Regions from separate parts of the Mus musculus genome. Here region 1 is linked to region 2. Evidence: chromatin loops called from intact Hi-C (ENCODE). Cell type or tissue: heart. All regions are shown on one strand.

Region 1 (2,500 bases), 49 kb before region 2:
GATTTTCCACTCCAATGAGGGCAAACCCACCACCAAAATCTACAGCCCACGTCCTAACTGCAGTCTTGTGTTTCCTGCATCGTAAGTGGTCCTGGCAAGCACTGTCAAGATAGTTTGTGACAGCTCCGTATAAAAGCCGTGTTGCATGTAAGAAAGAAGGGACATAACTTTAAACCTACTACACACATGGACAAATCAGCAGCTACACCGTGCCGTCTTTACTCCTGCTACAAGCGCTAAACACCTACCTACAGGCCACTGCAACCAAAGCCCCAGCCCTACCATCAAACACTAGGGTGACTTATATACCTTGTATAACTAAAAAGAAATGTAGATTACCACACCTTATTATTTCCATAGGCCATATCCATTGCTTCTAGAGATAAGGAACAAAGTGCATTTATTAAATGATGCAAAGATACGTCATCAAGATACCTAAAATGAAAATGAAAAAGACAATTTCATCTCAAATATACAGCTCAAAACAGTGTAGCTGTCAGTTTACAACAGGGACTTACTGTGAGCTTTCAAACAGTCTAGAAAGGATGTTGGAGATCACTGGCAAGTCCGTCATCACCGCTGTTGTCAGAACCTAGAAGAAGGGGGACGTCAGTGTGGAGTGTGCGTGACATTTCAGGAAGCCCCCACCAACTACAGGGGCTGCCACTTACTGTGCTGGGCCCTTCTACTGCTCTGCCAGGCTTCAAGGCACCACCACTACTAGGCTTTAGTCCCAGAATCCACACAAGATGCTAAAATTAAAACAAGATAAAACCTTAAAAATTCTAATAACTAAAATCAATGGTAATAGCTCACAATGAAAACTAAACACAGTAATATCCTAATAATTAGGAGCAAAGTAATTAGCACCATTCATATGAAATAATTATAGCATGAGCAGTAGAGTTTATGGCACTGTAAGCAGTCCATTACTTCCTGACGCATTGCTAACACTTGCTTACTTCTTGCCATGTCTCTGCCTCATACTATCTCTTAGGCCTTCCTAAAGGGCCAGCAGGCATTGTTTAACTGTTAGCAGTCATACACCTAGAATCCAGTACTGCAGCAGGCATTGTTTAACTGTTAGCAGTCATACACCTAGAATCCAGTACTGCAGCAGGCATTGTTTAACTGTTAGCAGTCATACACCTAGAATCCAGTACTGCAGCATACCTGAAGAGTTGCCAGAACAAGTTGCCATGATGTTCCAAGAACAGCGCCGTGACAGTGGGCCAAGTTCAGCAGAGTCCTCATGCACTGAATATTTTTGGAAGTCAGCTATGTCGAAAAGAAACAGATTGTAGCAACTTCTATAGATTCTTAAAAATTAACAGCTCACAGATCAGCACGAATGCATTCAAAGACTGTCTTAAATGAAAAGCAAGAATACTAGGAAAAGAAGTTTGGGTGGTTTTACAAAACACAAAGTTGTGTTACTATGGCTGGAGTGACAGTTTGCTGAGGAAACTGTTTGCCACATTGCCAAGGGTCAGGCAGGAGGAACGACAAATGGCTTTAGAACTCATGAAATGCAGCCCACCTGGTACCATAGCCACAGAGATGAGCCTCGGTGTGGCACGGCCCGAGGACCAGTGTCCTGAGGACTTCATGCTGTTATGGGGTTCTGCTCTGCTTGCTGCCTTCACATCCCTCTTAATCTAAGAATTGTATGAAAACTTGAAAGGGCCCTCCAGCCCCTCACTGGGCTGTGACTCTGGCACTCACAGTACTAATGCTTGCTTTCTCTCAGGCACTGCTGCTGGGGCAGTTAATGGTTCAATCACCACCCTAGAGAAGAACTTAGATACTTAGATTGTCAGCAATGACTACTGCCTTTAGAAGACATTTGGAAAAATACAGTTGTTAGTGAAGCTAGGTTGAAATGTTTTTGCTACTTACTGGCTCTGATGTAGAAAATCTTAGGGAACCATATCAAGTTCAGAAAGGCACACTCTTATTATTTAACCTTTTATAGTCAGGGGACGAGACAACGGCAGCACTGGTGACCTGACTCTCACTGAGGCTGGACTGGCGATGATTGATTTCTTGTACCCATGTTTGCCCTCAGCTTCCTGATATGATTTAGTAAGATAAGCTGATGAATAAATATGCATTCTGAGTATTTAAGGTAGATATGACTGATTTTTATATGAAGGTTTAGATCTGTGACTCAAGAATTTTACAAGACTACTTTTAAAGATAAATAATAAAATAATTACTCCTTTCTTTGTAACTGCAAATTGCTGCCTGCCAGTAAGAGAAACTGGCTGAGAAAACTCCCTTGCTTACTTACACTTTGTTAGTCTATAACAAGTTGCTTAGCTATGAATATACGTGGGTTTGGGGAAATAATTTGTTTTCTTTACCTGTACTACTTAACGTTATTTCTTGTAAAGATGCAGGGGACACACTGTGTTTTCATAATCATTTATCAGAAGAAAACCAAAAGGTAACGCACTGTGATTCTATACTGCTTCAAAGATCTTGCTGGGATGTACAA
Region 2 (2,500 bases):
TTTTCAATTCAATATCTGGAAAATTTTATTAGCATACATTGAGCTCCCTGATACTCGTCCTGTGAGCCCCAGTCATCATCACCATCACCACCATCGGTTTTGGAAACAAGGTCTCTTTATGTACCCTGGTTGTCCTGGTGTCCACTCTCTAACTCACAGAGATCCACTCGCATCTGAGTATTGGAGCTAAAAGTTTGGCTACCACACCCGGTCTCCTATACTGGTACCACAATTTTCAGCTATTCTACAGCTGAAAAACAACAACAACAACAACAACAACAACAACAAATTATGCACCCAAGAGGCTATATATACTCAGATATATTTGTTTTGCAAAGCATCCTACTAGAATACTGCTTGTGCAGGGCTTAACATGGTTATCGTAGGCCTTGACCATTTGCTGTAATTTGGGGCTCTAGTTTATCACGACGATTAGATTTTTAGGTGGGCTGAATAACACAGACAAGAAGGAAATGTTCCCACACACTATGCCCACCTAAGTATGGAGAACGGATTCCGCTACAGCGGTGGATACTCATTCTTAGGAGCAATATACCTGACTCGAGTGTCACCAAACCGGCTCACTCATGGAACTTCGCTCCGAAATAAACATAACAAGAGAATGGAAGAAATCAAATCTCCTTGGAACTCTCAAAAGAATTCTACGAACAGCCTTTGCTGGGCAATCACCAAACTTAACTGGCGGAATGAAAATTAGTATAGGTGTTGGGGAATCGAGGAAAGCGGTCTACGAGGACCAGGGAGCGCTCGTGACGTTCCCCCCCCCCGCCCCTGACGTCGCCTGGGACCTACCTCCTTGACAGGTGGGAACTTCTTCTTGCATTCTAGTGACAAGGCCCGCAGGTCGCTCTGCATATTCTCCAGCAGCTTCTTCACAGCCTCGGGGCTGTTGGTGCAGGACATGGTCCCTCCAGGTCACCGCCGATCTGGGACCAGCACTACCAAGCAGGCACTGTCAGCAGCTTGCGCGGCCCGCAGCCAGCCGGCGGCTCCTCAGTCTTCCTTAGCCGGGGCCCAGGGCTCGGCGGGCGGGCGGGCGGGCGGGCGCACGGCCGGAGCCGGGCTGCGTCTCCCGAGGCGTGCCCGAGTTCCCCCCGGGCCGCCCCGCACCGCCGCCGGCCGCTCGCCGAAACCTGCCCGCAGCGGTGCAGCCCCACCAGGCTCCACCGGCGCCGGCTCAGGAGCCCACCAGACGGGCAGGTCCCTCCCGCTGCCGCGGGGCCTGGCCACGGCGGGCGTCACCGGCCGAGCTGGCCACAAGCTTCAGCGATGCCCGCCCCGGGTGCCCAGACCCGCCGACGCCATTAGCCCAGTCGCCCACAATTCCGAGCGCGGCCCGGACACGTCAGCCGCACTTCCGGACTCCGGGCCCCGCCCCCGCCCGGGCCAATCCGGAGGCGAGTCTCTGGAGGGGCGGGGCCGAGCGAGAAGCCCAGAACGAGCTCCAGCTGGGCAGTGCGGACCCCGCCCCCGCCGTCGACGCAGGTGGCCGGCACAGCTGCGCAGGCGCGTCCTGTTTTTTTTGGCTGGCTGGTAACCTGGGGATGATCGGAGGTGTCTCCCTACGTCTGTTTGTGATCCATTCTCTTCTGCTATAAATATTTGCTTTTTTTAAAAAATGAATTTGTCTTGTCCGTCACTTCTGCCTCCTTGATCCCCACCCCCCTGACTTAAAACACAAATCAGCGTCTTGCTCCTACCTCCCCGGCCTGGGGAACCTAAACGACAATCCTGCGGAGTTATCCAAATCGACTGACTTTGGTTTATTTAACTGCGGAGTCGTCCCTGATTTTCCTTATCTGTTAACAAGACTCCTCCTGCTCCCCGCCCCCTCCCCGCCTTCCACCGACAGATCCCTTTTATGTTTTTATTTTGCTTTGTTTTTGTTATCTCCCCGCCCCACCCACCCACCTCCCTGACTGTATACCTAGAACATACTAGGTAATTGACGCTCAAATAAGGAACCAATTCATTAGATCAGAAGTGCCAAATAAATGTAAGGCAAAAACTAACGTGAGCTTTTTCGATGTTCCAGGTGAGTCTATTTTTGCCCAAGACATTTCTCTGTTGTAATAAGCAGGAAGCAGAAATAATTTCAGCGTATTGTTCGGATGAGCAAAGCCAGCCTGTGTGGATTGAAGTTGGAAGAGGAGGAAGCTATGTCTGTGTTAAGCTATGTCTGTGAGACTGATTGGAACGTCTTGATTATGGGAAGATGGAATGTTGCAAGTCTAGAATCTAACTATCTTGGTTATCTTTTGCCCCCAGGTATCCACTTACTGTCATCTCTGTGTTTGACCTAACACCCTTGTCTTTTTTTTTTTTTTTTTTTTTTTTTTTTTTTTTTTTTGGAATGTGCCATCAGATTCCTAACTTCCAATGACTCAAAGGCGATCACTATCAGATAGTCCCTGAGGGGCGTGACAGAAAGTTTCCAGTTTTGCTGTAACTCACCTACCTGATGTTCTCAACCTCTGAG

The links. A loop is a pair of places that touch in the nucleus more often than their neighbours do. Peaks named below come from ENCODE experiments on the same cell type or tissue, not always from the same donor. Only the 100,000 strongest peaks of a DNase experiment are listed, where the experiment ranks them.
Region 1: a loop joins it to region 2, with 1.9 times the contacts of the local background. A loop is called at or near these places in 2 of 42 quality-filtered maps.

What each region holds. Positions count from the first base shown.
Region 1 is chr10:123,025,736-123,028,235 of GRCm38, forward strand. It overlaps Mon2 (MON2 homolog, regulator of endosome to Golgi trafficking), which reads right to left. Exons shown (of 36, transcript NM_001163024.1): 16 at 1,174-1,278; 17 at 672-752; 18 at 519-592; 19 at 345-435. Among named protein-coding and RNA genes, the nearest start is that of Mirlet7i, 41 kb to the left of the region's middle. In heart, no CTCF peak of the experiment used is centred here; a DNase peak (open chromatin) is centred at 1,206.
Region 2 is chr10:123,075,039-123,077,538 of GRCm38, forward strand. Mon2 (MON2 homolog, regulator of endosome to Golgi trafficking) reads right to left here and starts at 1,467. Exons shown (of 36, transcript NM_001163024.1): 1 at 814-1,467. The coding sequence starts at 924. In heart, no CTCF peak of the experiment used is centred here; DNase peaks (open chromatin) are centred at 873 and 1,433; H3K4me3 peaks cover 2,228 bases; H3K27ac peaks cover 1,446 bases.